Regions from separate parts of the Homo sapiens genome. Here region 2 is linked to region 1. Evidence: read pairs that join two places in POLR2A ChIA-PET (ENCODE). Cell type or tissue: Panc1. All regions are shown on one strand. Links, peaks and the distances in the headings refer to the core of each region. The heading gives the core; the rest is flanking DNA. Region 1 overlaps SLC39A11 (solute carrier family 39 member 11). Region 2 overlaps SLC39A11 (solute carrier family 39 member 11).

What was found. ChIA-PET counts read pairs that join two places held together with the same protein. Peaks named below come from ENCODE experiments on the same cell type or tissue, not always from the same donor. Only the 100,000 strongest peaks of a DNase experiment are listed, where the experiment ranks them.
Region 2: POLR2A ChIA-PET joins it to region 1 with 15 read pairs; 2 of 35 experiments call an interaction of 5 or more read pairs at or near these places.

The regions. Positions count from the first base shown.
Region 1 is chr17:72,680,736-72,688,115 of GRCh38, forward strand. The region is part of intron 7 of SLC39A11 (solute carrier family 39 member 11); the gene reads right to left. Among named protein-coding and RNA genes, the nearest start is that of LINC00511, 44 kb to the left of the region's middle. RefSeq lists an enhancer at 5,723-6,223. In Panc1, for the core only: no CTCF peak of the experiment used is centred there; a DNase peak (open chromatin) is centred at 3,436; H3K4me3 peaks cover 988 bases; H3K27ac peaks cover 4,943 bases.
Region 2 is chr17:72,891,600-72,898,979 of GRCh38, forward strand. All of the region lies in intron 5 of SLC39A11 (solute carrier family 39 member 11), which reads right to left. Among named protein-coding and RNA genes, the nearest start is that of SLC39A11, 200 kb to the right of the region's middle. In Panc1, for the core only: no CTCF peak of the experiment used is centred there; no DNase peak of the experiment used is centred there.

The DNA.
Region 1 (7,380 bases), core at 1,359-6,358:
ACTTAGCAAAATGTTTCAAGGTTCATCCATATTGAATCATGTATTTGTATCAGTACTTCTTTCCTTTTACAGCTGAACAATATTCCATTGTATGGGTATGTCTCATTTTGCTTATCCATTCATCCACTGATGGACATTTGGGTTGTTTCTACCTTCTGGCTATTGTAAATAATGCTGCTGTGAACAGTGGTGTACACGTTTTCGGTTTCTTTGTTTGTTTTTTTGAGATGGAGTCCCACTCTGTTGCCCAGGCTGGATTGCAGTAGCACAATCTTGGCTCATTGTTAACCTTCATCTCCCGGGTTCAAGTGATTTTCCTGACTCAGCCTCATGAGTAGCTGGGATTACAGGCACACAACACCATGCCCAGGTAATTTTTTTGGGTTTCACCATGTTGACCAGGCTGGTCTTGAACTCCCGACCTCAGGTGACCCGCCCACCTCGGCCTCCCAAAGTGCTGGGATTACAGGTGTGAGCCACAGCACCCGGTCTACATGTTTTTGTTTGAATGCCTGTTTTCAGTGATGTTGGGCCTACTCTGAGGAGTGGAATTGCTGAGTCACAGGCTAAGGATTTCATGCTTAGGAGCATCATAGGAGCAGCTAGAGGCCATGTAAGTGAGGAGCTGCATGATTAGAACTGTGTTTCTAAGCATTGGCTATAGCTGCTGTGGGTGGAAAGTTGGAGGGAAGCAGGAGTGGCCAGAGGTGACAATAGTCCAGGAGAGAGACCAGTGGAGGCTGGTGGCAGGGGGAAGGAGAGAAGTCACGAATTGCATTCTCCTCATCTCTTTTGCTCCTGCTCTTCTCCCTATCACAGCCGCAGACATCTAGCCACAAGCGAGAAATAACCATTTTCCCTGCAGACATTTTCACATTCTGAAACAACGAGGGGTTGAACAACAACCCTTGAGCAACACAGGTTTGAACTGTGCAGGTCCACTTACATGTGGATTTTCTTCTGTCTCTGCCACCCCAGAGACAGCCAGACCAATACCTCCTCTTCCTCCTCCTCCACAGCGAACTCAGTGTGAAGATGATCCACTTCCACTTAATGAATAGTAAATATATTTTCTCTTCCTTAGGATTTTCTTAATAATATTTTCTTTTTTCTCATTTACTTTATTGTAAGAATACAGTATATAACAGGGGTCCCCAGCCCCTCGGCCACAGACCTGACCTGGTCCATGGTTTGTTAGGAACTGGGCCTGCACAGCAGGAGATGGGCGGCAGGCAAGCGAACGAAGCTTCATCTGTATTGACAGCCACTCCCCATCACTCACATTACCACCTGAGCTCCGCCTCCCATCAGATCAGCGGCAGCATTAGACTCTCAGAGGAGCACGAACCCTATCGTGAACCGCACATGCAAGGGACCTACGTTGTGATGATCGGTCACTGTCCCCCATCACCCCTAGATGGGACGGTCTAGTTGCAGGAAAACAAGCTCCTCTACATTATGGGGAATTGTATAATTATTTCATTACATATTACAATGTGATTGTAATAAAAATAAAGTGCACAATAAATGTCATGTGCTTGAATCATCCCGAAACCATCCCTCCCCCCACCCCAGTCCATGGAAAAATTGTCTTCCATGAAACCGGTCCCTGGTACCAAAAAGGTTGGAGACTGCTGGTATATAATACATATAAAAAATATGTGTTGATCGACTGTTTATGCTATTGGTAAGGCTTCTGGTCAACGGTAGGCTATCAGCAGTTAATTTTTTGGGGAGTCCAAAGTTATACGTGTAATTGACTAAATGGAACTGACTGTGTGGGGAGGGGGCCGGTGCCCCCAAGCCCCACATTATCCAAGGGTCAATGTAGTGAGCTGGTAAGCACAGCTGATTGTGGGCAAGACAGGTGGTTTTGAACTTCTTCCCAGCTGGACTATGAGAAACTCACTGACCCCCACAAAAAAAACTTTTCATGGTCTCTTTTAGCTCCAAGCCTCCATGATTTCTGTGGGAGGCTGTCCTGTAACCATCAGCTCTTCACCTCCAATCATGAAGTGGTTTCCACTGTAAAGGAAGCTGCTGATTCACGTGGAGACTCTACTATCTTCTTATCAGTCCTTTATTTATATAACTGTCTGACTTATGAGTCAATCTTTAGGACAGGATAAAAGTTCACATCTTCTCCCATCTGAATAATCTAAGACCTAGAACATTATCTTGAGGCACCCATTTTGTCAACAAACAAACAAAAAACAAAAATGCCAGCAAACCAAAGAAAAATGGAAACTGTCCACTTGCACCTCTTTTGAGTCCTCCTGCAAACTGGCATCTACAAGAGGAACTGTCACTCACAGCACCTTTACTGTCATGTGGCAAGGTATCAGTGGCTTCTGAAGGTGCTGCTTCATGCAGAATGTTTTGGGTGCCCCCTACATTCTAATTTACTACAGGTAACTGTTGGTAAAAGGCCCACTCAGACTTTCCCATGTAGCTGGTTCTCAATAGATCCTCTATGGAAGGAAAGAAGGAAGGATGAACCGAAAAATGGATAAAGTATACACCCCCATGGAAGAAGGAAGAAATAGATCCAATGTCATGATTTGCATTGGTTTTGCTGCCCCATTTCCTTGAGACTAATTTTTTTTTTTTTTTTTTTGGATACACGGTCTCGCCATCTCCTATAGGCTAGAGTGCAGTGGCACAGTCACGGCTCACTGCAGCCTCAACCTCTCGTGCTCAAGGGATCCTCCCACCTCAGCCCCTAGGGTAGCTGGGACTACATGCACACACCACCACACCTGGCTAATTTTTAAATTTTTTGTAGAGCCAGGGGTCTCACTATATTGCCCAGGCTGGTCTCGGACTCCTAGGCTCAAGTGATCCTCCCGCCTCTGCTTCCCAAAGTGCTGGTGTGAGCCACTGCGCCTGGCCTGAGGCTGATTCTGGCAGTAGTGAGGTCAACAGGGGATTACACACCCAATACTTGTGCCATAAAAGCTCCAACCAAGAGTCAAAGGGTTGATCTCGTAGAAAACTCTTTAGCTAAAGACAGAGCCAAAAAACCAAAGTGCAGCTCAAAGTCAGATGTGCTCTTAGACAGGTCCCCCGAGAGAGCTGGGAATCCTGGGACTCCATCACTTACATTTTCCTAGAGAAGTCTAAGCCCCTGGGTTCCTTTGGCAGTCTGGCAGCTTGGGGCTCTTCCCAGGCTGTTTTTGAAAGGGGGGAATCACCCTGCCTGACCCTTTTCCAACACTACCCATCTGACTCCTGCTAGTGGAGGGGCTCTTTAAGTCCCAGGGGAAGGGCTATTCAAGTGCTTAGAAGATTTTGCAATCAAACTTTCAAGGGTAAATATTTGCAGTGACTCACCAGAGAGGTTTTTCTGCTCTCCTTCTGGCCCCTGGGGAGCCACAGGGCTCTTTCCCCAGGTCTGTTAGCAGTTTACGATGATTATCCGTAGGCTCCCTGGACAGCTCATGAGTCAAGAGACTGGGTTCCCGTAACCCACTCCCTTGCCCGGAGGCACCTGGGCTCACCATACCAGAGGTCAGCAGCACATTTACAGCACCATAGCCTAGTAAAGTCAATGGTACAAGTGTCCAGCTTGTGGCCTGGAGGCTTTGCCCAGGCTCGTGGGACAGGCAGACAATTTACAAGGTAAGTAACACATCATAAAATTGAGCAGCAAACACTAATGAGCCTACAAGCCAGGACAGAGGACCTTTCTCTCCGACCAGGGAAACTGACACAGCCACTGTCCCAGGTTTGGGCAGGCGTGCCCTGCTAGCACCGACCACAGTGACCAAGGATAACGCATCGTGCTTTCCTCTAGACCCCAAGAAGCAACTGTAAACCTTGGGAGGCTTTCAAGAGACTCCCCAGATCAAGGGACCTTAACACTGTCCCCAAACTCTATTTGGCAGCTGGTTTATCGCGGCCACCACTATCATCCACCCCCATGATTATGACTTTGGTGAGTCTCTCTCCTGCTTCAAATCACAGATGTGGTCCCTGACTGAGGCTCACTCTGTTTGCAGAAGGGGACTACGGTGTCATCAGAGAGCTGGGGAGTGGAGGGGTGAGCTTCCTCAGAGTGTAGCTACAAGAGAAAGCATTTGGCTCTGCATTTGTTGGTGCTCTGTGTGGGTGCCCAATGGCTTGAAGTTGTCAGCATATCTGGGCACACAAGTTTGTCTCAGGCCCCCCGGGGGTTCTGATGACACGTTAAGCTCATAGGCCATGTGGCAATCATCCTGCAGAACTTTTGGTTCCGTCTGATCCCAGCTGAACCAATTCAGAATGGGCCAGACACAAGATACAAATGGTGCTGAGCAGGGAAATGATCATCGATTCAACTCCACTGAGTAGATGTTCGTCCATTTAGTTGGTAACAATTTATTAAGCATTCCTACATGCCAAGGCCCAAATTGGGTGCCGGGGACACAGGGGTGAATGAGACAGGGCCAGGCTCTTAGGAAGTTTGGGAGCAGACAGGTGGTATGCAAACAGATACCCCCACGCTGGACACTCTGCTCCGATGCTACGAAGGAGGCCACCTTTGGGAGCTGATGGAGAATTTCAGGGGAGGACCTCGTTTAGGAAGGGTGTTTAGAGGCGGACTCTTTGAAAAGGTGCAACTGCAACTGAAATTGAGATCTGAAGAATTAAAGGGGGAGGGGCGGTTGAGGGCAAAATAACTTTCTGTGCAGAGGAAAGAACAAGAACGAGGCCCAGCGATGGGCAGGATCTTTGTGTGTTCAAGAAACTTGAAGTCCTGTGTATCTGGAGTCTAGTAAGTGATGGGGAGAGTGAACTTGAATTTTACTTCAAACACAATAAGCCCCAAAAGGATTCATCTCAGGAACGTGGCAAAGGTCAGTTTTCATCTGACCTGGGTTTTTACCAGGTCCCCCTCATACTTTTTCTTTGGCTTTCCATGCAACACACAGATGCAACATGGTCATCTAGGATTAGGGAATGATTTAGGAATACAGGGACATTTTCTGATTTTGAAACAGCCCAATTTCCAACCTCTGCATCAGATCTATCCACAGGTGGGCTGTGCGTGGTGGTTCATGCCTGTAATCCCAGCACTTTGGGAGGCCGAGGTGGGAGGATCACTTGAGGTCAGGAGTTCAAGACCAGCCTGGGCAACATGAAACCCTGTCTCTACCAAAAATACAAAAATTAGCCAGGCGTGGTGGTATACGCCTATAATCCCAGCTACTCAGGAGGCTGAGGCAGGAGAATTGCTTGAACCCAGGAGATGAAGATTGCAGTGAGCTATGATCCCACCACTGCACTCCAGCTTAGGTGACTGAGACTCTGTCTTAAAAAAAAAAAAAATCTATTGACAGGTGGACCTCTTGACCCTTGACCTCCATCTGCAGGCTTGGTCTTGTCCCTAGGACCAATCTGGACTTATCACAAGGTACACTTAGGGGTTTTCCTCAACCCATAATGTGACACTCAACATCTGTTCTTTGTTGTTCTGCAAACAGTATCTCTATCTGCCTTTTTCCTGGGCTTGGACGAGTCCCTGTCCCCCAGGTCTGTTGCTGGCATGCTTCCAGCCAGATGCTGTGCTTTCCTAGGATTGGAGCCTCATCCCTGCTTCTGAGCCATCGTCCAGTGTCAGGAGTCTTGCTATGTGGCGACAGACCTTCCAGAAGCTGACTGGGGTCTGCCTGCACTTTCAAACAGTGCCTGATTCGGGATCCCACTGCTGTCCCGCTCCACCCGTCTCCTTACCCAGCATGGCTCTTGGCTCGTTCGTGATAGTAAAGACAGGTGCACCACACCCTGCCTGGGCCCTTCCCTCCAGACCCCCCTCTGCTTGGCAGGTGGAGCTCCCTCTCAACATCTAAAACTGTTCTTCTGTCCAGTGAGGGGGCTGAGTCTCAGGGCCAGGCCTCTGCCCGTCTCTTCCCCAACCTGCTGCTGTGAATGCCCAGCTATGGCCCAACGACATGCTAGCCTCAGCGTGTGCTCCACAGGCAGGAATCAGGGCATATGTTCAAGTTTATAAGGGGCCTATGAAAAAAGAGACTGCCAGCAGATTCCCTATTAAATGGGCTTCCCTTGCAGTAAAAGATTTAAATTAGAGTATCTTCTAAACAGGGGCGTAATGGGACCACCACAGGTCATTTAATCCATCCCTCTGCCACTTGCCATTAAAGGAAGAGCATGCTTGTGTCACCTGCTAGTCATCACCTAGACATGCTAAAGAAATATACAGACTCCCAAGAGGCTTCCGAATAGCTATTTTCCAAATTAATCAGGAGGGGAATTCTTTTCTTCAAATAAAGTCCTTTTTTTTAAGTGTTTTAATTTTGTTGCTGTTGTTGAGACAGGGTCATGCTCTGTCACCCAGGCTGGAGTTTGGTGGCACAATCACAGCTACTATAACCTCAAACTCCTAGGCTCAAGCCATCTTCCCACTTCAGTCTCCCAAGTAGCTGGGACTACAGGCGTATGCCATCATGCCTGGTTAGTTTTTTTAAAAAATTTTTGTAGACACAGGGTCTCACTACGTTGCCCAGGCTGGCAAACTCTTGGGTAGGAGCATTTTTTTTTTAGACAGTCTCGCTCTGTTGCCCAGGCTGGAGTGCGATGGTGCGATCTCGGCTCACTGCAACCTCCGCCTTCCGGCTCCTGCCTCAGCCTCACGAGTAGCTGGGACTACAGGCGCGTGCCAACACGCCCAGCTAATTTTTTGTATTTTTAGTAGAGATGGGGTTTCACCATGTTAGCCAGGATGGTCTCGATCTCCTGACCTCTTGATCCACCTGCCTCGACATCCCAAAGTGCTGGGATTACAGGCGTGAGCCACCGCGCCTGGCCAGGAGCATAATATTGAAAACAGATGAGAGCAAAGCTTTGCTCCTCACACCCACCATAAACTGTAGAACTCTGTGGGAGGCTGTTTGAAAACCATTGCTGAAAATACAGAGATCCTAAGATGTGGGGCAAATAGACTCCTGTGAGGAGGAGGCATGGAGTAGGGAAGGTCCATCATGCTAATAGTGTTGAAGCTGACAAAATCCTGGCAGCAGCCGCCTTTGACCAACAAGCATATGCCAAGACCCGGCTGGATGCTCTATAGGTTCTATTGTTGAACCTGCAAAATCTTTGCCAAGTAGGCATAATTATTCCAATTTTTCACATGCAGAAACTGAGGCTCTGTGGCATACAGTGACATCTCCAAGGCCACACACCTCCTGGAGAGCCATAATTTGAACCTCGGAGTGCCCCACTGACAGCCAACGACACCAGAGGGTCCCTTTGTATGTAAGGATTGCATGACTCCAGTTGAATGACCCAAGCCGGGGACAAACAGGAAAGAACCCAGCAGCTCTGGAGGCCACTTGAGCTGACTGTCAAATGCTCTGGGCTGATTAACGACTACGAACTTCA
Region 2 (7,380 bases), core at 1,298-6,297, 210 kb after region 1:
TCCTATCAAAAATACTCCCTGGTCACTCTCTCTCCGGCCATTACCTCGCTTTTACTTCCCTCTTTGGTTTTAAACCTACTTGGCATTATTACACATATAGATATAGATATATATTAACACACACAGATACATACATATAAGTGCATATATAATATAAAGCCAATAGAAATGATTTTATTACTATTTATTACTATTTTATATTTAAATAAAATTATTTAAAACATAATTTTAAAATTATTTTAAAAATGTAAAATAATTTTTATTATTTTAAAATTTAAAAAACTCTCCTCCACTAACTCATGAGCCTGGGGCATTACTGTTCTGTGCTATGCACTTCTGCAGCCTCAGGGCCTAGCACAGTGTCCAGCACACAGTAGGTGCTCAATAAAGATGTGCTGAATGAATACTATGAAGAGCCAAGGTAGAGATAAGACTATTTTTTTTCCCCAAGGATTGCACAGGATGAAATGAACTTCCCTAGCAATATAAGGGAAAACATTAATAATTTCTTGTCTAATTATAAAAAGTTATTAGAGGCTGGGCGCAGTGGCTCACACCTGTAATCTGGGAGGCCGAGGTGGGCAGATCACCTAAAGTCAGGAGTTTAAGACCAGCCAGGCCAACATGGTGAAACCCTGTCTCTACTAAAAGTAAAAAAAAATTAGTCAGGTGTGATGGCGCATACCTGTAATCCCAGCTATTCAAGAGGCTGAGGTAGGAGAATTGCTTGAACTCAGGAGGTGGAGGATACAGTGAGCTGAGATCACACCACTGCACTCCAGCCTGGGCAACAAAGTGAGACTCCATCTCAAAAAAAAAAAAAAAAAATCTTATTAGAGCCCAGAATAGATGTCAAAGAGAAACACAGAATCTCCTCTTGAGAGTCTTAGAAAAAAAAGATAATTATCTTTCTGGGGTAGAAAAAGAATAAAGATAAATAGATTAAATAATACTGTATGGTTCGTTTCAAATTCAAGAGTCTATTTCCCCACTGATTTGGGGTTATTTTTTGCCTGTCTTTTCCAAATGAGCAGGAGACAAAATTGAATCTCTTGGTTCCAGGGCTAAAAGATGCTATCAATTTCTGTTGATTCTAGGTGAGATAACACAACGCAGAAACAATTGGTCCACAATCCAACCAGTAAACTGGATAATAGACAATTTCTGAAGTTTTTTAGAAAGAGTGCAGTGAGAAACTGTTCAGATTTGACAGCCATTTCCCGCATAACTCCTTCCTCCAACTGACTTGTTGGATCCAAAAGACAAACTGGAGGGAGTGAGGGAAGGGAACGAATGTAGCTAGTCACTCATTGCCAGCATCCATGTATTTTCCAGGGTAGGTTCTCCAAGAGGCAATTATGTTAAATCAATCATCAGGAAATGAGGTCTTCGTAATGATAGCTATGACTTTGATTTCAAATACTGTGCCAATCAGAATGAGGGCTTTTGTTCCCTTGTCAAAAGGATCATTTATACTAAGTTCTAACTAAACAATACCCACTACCAACTTCCCTCCAAAAAGAAAAGAAAAGAAAAAGGAAAATGAAGCCCAATACTATTGAATGAAAACATATGGACCAGGGGCCGGGGCGGTGATTCACGCCTGTAATCCCAGCACTTTGGGAGGCTGAGTCAGGCAGATTGCGAGGTCAAGAGTTCAAGACCAGCCTGGCCAACATGGTGAAACCCTGTCTCTGCTAAAAATACAAAAATTAGCCAGGCGTGGTGACACATGCCTATAATCCCAGCTACTTGGGAGGCTGAGGCAGGAGAATTGCTTGAAATGGGGGGTGGAGGTTGCAGTGACCCAGGATCGTGCCACTGCACTCCAGCCTGGGCGACACAGCAAGACTGTCTCAGGGAAAAAAAATATATATATATAGATACGGACCACAGAAGCTCAATATAGCAGTGAGTTCCTTAGCTATCTATATTGTACAATTTGTTCTTTAAGTCTCATTCCTGCTAAATCACCTGAGAATCCTCATTGGAAAACCAATGCTCTTCCCGAGTCTGCAGGCCAAATTTAGGGTTAAAAAAATGGGGGGTTAGGGAGGGCCTTAATTTGCTATCAAAACCCAAAACACACAACATGAGAAAAATCAAGGTTAGAATAAGTTCAAAAGAAGATCTGGTTCTTGACCATGATAATGTCACTATTCTAATAGGGTCCTAGGAAGAAGAGGGCTAAAGACACCAAGGAGGCTGGATAAGTCCCATTGTTGGAGAGAAAGTTAGTGAGTTCTCCTAGGTGACTAAGGCACTTACCACCCCAATAAAAATATTGTTTTCCTTTTAGATATTTCCTCGATGTCTGCTATATACCAGGCCCTGTTTGTACTAAGTGCTAGGGATATACAGACAGGTGCTGTATAGTGTCTGAACCTTTAGAACCAAGCAGTGAGTGTGATCAGTATGTAAACTGATAAAGTTCAATGCAAAATAACCAATGCTCATGATAAATAGAAAATTACAGAGGGGGTTGGGCATGGTGGCTCACATCTGTAATCCCAGCACTTTGGGAGGCTGAAGTGGAAGGATCACTTGGGCCCAGGAGTTCAAGACCAGCCTGACCAACATGGTGAAACCCCATCTCTACTAAAAACACAAAAATTAGCTGTGCGTGGTGGCGCATGCCTGTAATCCCAGCTACTCTGGAGGCTGAGGCATGAGAATCACTTGAGCCCAGGAAGCGGAGGTTGCAGCACACCAGTATGGTATCACTGCACTCCAGCCTGGCAACAGAGTGAGACTCTGTCTCAAAAAAAAAAAAAAAAAAAAAAAAAAAGGCCAGGGACGGTGACTCATGCCTGTAATCGCAGCACTTTGGGAGGCTGAGGTGGGCAGATCACGAGGTCAGGAGACCATCCTGGCTAACATGGTGAAACCTCATCCCTACTAAAAAAAAAAAAAAAAAAAAATTAGCCGGGTGTGGTGGCACGCACCTGTATTTCCAGCTACTTGGGAGGCTGAGGCAGGAGAATCAATTGAACACAAGAGGTAGAGGTTGCAGTGAGCTGAGATCATGCCACTGTTCTCCAGCCTGAGCAACAGAGCAAGACCCTGTCTCAAAAAAAAAAAAAAAAAATTCTAGAGGGAACCTAGAAGGAGCCAGTACCTCAACCTGAATGAGTCAGAAACGTTTCAGAGAGGGGAATAATTAATCTAAGTATTGAATAAGACCTGGGAGGTTGCTAGGCAATGGGAGAAACATCTCCAGTGGAGTGGTCAATTTCAGTGTGGGCCTAGAGAGATGGTGCTGTAGAAGATGCACCCAGGGATGGTGGGCTGAAGGTGGACTGGGAGACCGTCTTTCTATGTGATCCTATAAGCAGCAGGAACTGACCAGGGTGGTGCTGTGAAGGTAGGGCAGTGTTCATCCTCCTCTCCACTGTTTCCCCAGAAACTAACGCAGAAACTGATTTGCTTCATTGATTAACTTAAAACAGAAGAATGTTTCTTTGGTTACTTCAAGGTAGCTATTGCTAGTTGCATTGGTGGGTGCTAGTCGCATTGGTGGGTGCTAGTCGCATTGGTAGGGATGAGGTGGGATGTGACAGAACAGGCAGCGGGCAGGGAAGGCTGGGAGGCAGCAGGGTTGGTGCGATGGGAGAAGGCAGCTTGGAAAATCATTCCTGAGATGTTAGTGCACAGGAAGAAGAAAACAGCCCTATCCTGCTTTGAGAACCAAATAAATGGCTGGGTGCGCGGGCTCACACCTGTAATCCCAGCAATTTGGGAGGCCAAGGTGGGAGGATCACCTGAGGTCAAGAGTTCGAGACCATCCTGGCCAACATGGTGAAACCTCATCTCTACTAAAAACACAAAAATCAGCTGGGCATGCTGGTGCATGCCTGTAATCCCAGCTACATGGGAGGCTGAGGCGGGAGAATTGCTTGAACCCAGGAAGCGGAGGTTGCAGTGAGCTGAGATAGTGCCATTGCATTCCAGCCTGGGCAACAAGAGCAAAAACTCTGTCTCAAAAAAAAAAAAAAATCCCACTAAATGGAATGAAGACCCTCTAAACATGCTGTTTATATCAAGAAGAGCCTCTGCCACCCTTACCCTAAAGGGAAGCAAACATCTGAGCTGCCAGTTCTCCACCATCCATAGTGAGTTCTCTATTTTTCTCTTTTTCAATTTTCTATTTTCTATTCTTTGAGTTCAAGGAAAGAAAATTCCATTACTTTCAGCAAAACTCTAGTTGAGAATGTTCAATAAACTCCTTCTCTGTGAAGAATAGTTGGAAAGGGGTATTTTATTTAACCAAATACTGTAGTTAAATGAAAATTGCTAATATAGATCATACACAAATGGCCAATTTTGAAAGAATTAGCGCTTAATAAAGTGCACATAATCCCAAGGCCCTATTAAAGATTATTTTTAATCTTTTTTTTTGGTGTGCATATGTATGATTCAGTATCTTAAACTCAATAGTCTTCAGGGAATTTAAGTTATTTTATATTACTATGAAAACGGCATTCTGGTTATATGATTTTTGTAATAGATAGGATTTTTACAACAAATTTTCAAAAATGTATAACGTAATCTAAAACCAAAAAGAGAACATTTGGGGATTGTTCACATTAATCCTTTTTTTTTTTTTTTTTTTTTTTTTTTGAGACAGAGTCTCGCTCTGTCACCCAGGCTGGAGTTCAGTGGTGCAATCTTGGCTCACTGCAACCTCCACCTCCCAGGTTCAAGTGATTCTCGTGCCTCAACCTCCTGAGTAACTGGGATTACAGATGCCTGCCACCACACCCGGCTAATTTTTCTATTTTTAGTAGAGACAGGGTTTCACCATGTTGGCAAGGCTGGTCTTGAACTCTTGACCTCAAGTGATCTGCCCGCCTCAGCCTCCGAAAGTGCTGGGATTACAGGCATGAGTCACTGCACCCGGCCTACATTAATCCTTTATTCACTCAGTAAACATTTGTTAGTGCTGTACCCCAACAGCGTACCGAAAGATGAAGAAAGACCAAGGCTGTTCTTCCTCAAAGAGTTCACAGAGGGGGATGCACATCTATTTTTAATAATATTTATAACACATTTGTTCATTGTAATGACAGAAGTAGGAAGAGAAACACAGATGAGAAAATGCTCAATTTTGCCTGTACCAGGGAGTGAGGGAAAGGGACATGGGAAATGACGCTTAAGAAAAGTCCTCACAGCCAGGTGCGGTGGCTCACACCTGTAATCCCAGCATTTGGGGAGGCCGAGTCAGGCGGATCACCTGAGGTCTCAGGAGTTCAAGACCAGCCTGACCAACATGGAGAAACCCCATCTCTACTAAAAATACAAAAATTAGCTGGGCGTGGTGGCGGGCACCTATAATCCCAGCTACTCGGGAGGCTGAGGCAGGAGAATCACATGAATCCAGGAGGTGGAGGTTGCAGTGAGCCAAGATCATGCCACTGCACTCCAGGCTGGGCGACAGAGTAAGACTCTGTCTCAAAAAAAAAAAAAAAAAAACAAACAGAAAAACAGAAAAGTCCTCAAGGGTGAGTGAGAGCACTCCAACAACAGAAATTTGGAAAGGACCAGGAAGCATGGAAACCAATTTGGGAGCTCCTGTAGTAATTCATGGCAGAGATGATGAAGGCCTGAACTGAGAGGACCCCAGTGGGGACAGACAGTGACCTGCTGGACATCGGAGGTGGGAAAAGGAAGCCATCTGCACTGTGCTGTCTAATATGAGAACCACAAGCCACATGCAGTCATCTAATATAACCTCATTAAAACATGTTAAAATTGAAATGAACTCAGCTTGCACTAGCCACACTTCGGGGCTTGATAGACATGTGAAGCTAGTGGCATCTGTACTGGATGGTACAAACAGAACTTTTCTATTATTACAGAAAGTTCTACTGTACAGCAGAGCCAAGTGTTTGGGGCTTGAGATAAGTAGTTGAACGTTGGTACCCCTAATTCAGAAGAAATGCCAGAGAGGCAACGGGTTTAGGAGGAGCCGATGGGTTGAGTTTGGGATGAGCTGAGTTTGAAGAAAGTCTAATATCATGGTGATGTCAGGATCCTTGTGAGTTCAGCATCTCATAAGCGACAGCATAGTGAGGGTCCTGGTTTTTAGCCTCTTCCTTTTCTGAAACAAAATCCAAGCTTCAAAAGCTAACCTGCATGCCTGTGCCTATTAGAGGGAAAACAAAAACAAAAACAAAAACAGGCGGCAAGGGAATTCGGTGTGGAGTTCTAAAAGAAGTGTGGGCGGCTGACCCAGAGTTGGGAGTCAGTGGTATACTGAGGGTAGTTAAAGTATCTCACAGAGAAAAGATTACCCAAGAGAAGAGGGGTGGAAGGTGAGACCTGGAGGAAGGGGTAAAAGCAACAGGTACAGGACGGCTGGGGGAACAGGATCCACAGAAACGTAGGAGAGTCTGGAAAAACCCCAGTCAGGAAGGAGATGGGGAGAAACAGGAACAAAGTGTCACCAGTAAAGCCCAGGATGAAGAGAAGGGGGAAGAGCCAAGTGAACTGAATGCAGCAGGAAATCTAATAAGGCACCAAAAAGTGTCTGGTGCATCTGGCAATTTGGGGGCCACCTCAGTAAGACCAGTTCCAGTGGACAGATGGTGGAAAGATACCTGCGCACATAGACACGTGGAAGGAAATGCTTGTTTTTCAACTGGCCGCCCCCAAAGACATAAGGATACACTGGGAGCTCCTCAAGGGGCTGGAGCATCCGAGTTCATGAGCAACACAGAGAATTGATCAGGACGCTTCAGGCCTCCCGGCGCATCCACTCAGCTATACCGCTGCTACTGGGGAGGAAATGTATTGTTGACCATGTTAGCACTTTAGAACAGCCCCCAGCTGGTCCCCAGAGGAGGGAAGGCATGAATTTCTGGGCTTCTCCCCTGAACAGGACCAGACCCAAGAATCTTAGTGAAACAAATGGTGAAAAACTTCTGCTGTGACATAGAGGCAGGGATTCTGATTTCATTGAAAACTCTTCAGCTTGTCAGAGAAAAAAAAAGACACACACACCCAGTCATACACACATGCAAGCACATGCATATACACAGTGCATACATGGGCATGCACACATATATGCATGCACATACATGTATACATGCATTGTGCATATACACTCACGTAGACACTCATATAGATATTCATACATTATGCAAAATGTGCACACACGTGCACATACATAACACCACCCTGGTTCTCTTTTCTTTTCTGCAGCGGCAGAACCAGGTCAAGAACCCACGTCTCCTGACTTCAGAACCCTCACTCTTTCCCCTGCAGCAGTTGCTCAGGGAGGCGACTGCCAAGAGGAAGCAGATGCTCTTGCTGGAGCAGGAGGAGACCCTTCGGGGACTATGCAAGACTCAGCCTGAAGTGGGTGCCAAGTGTTCAGAA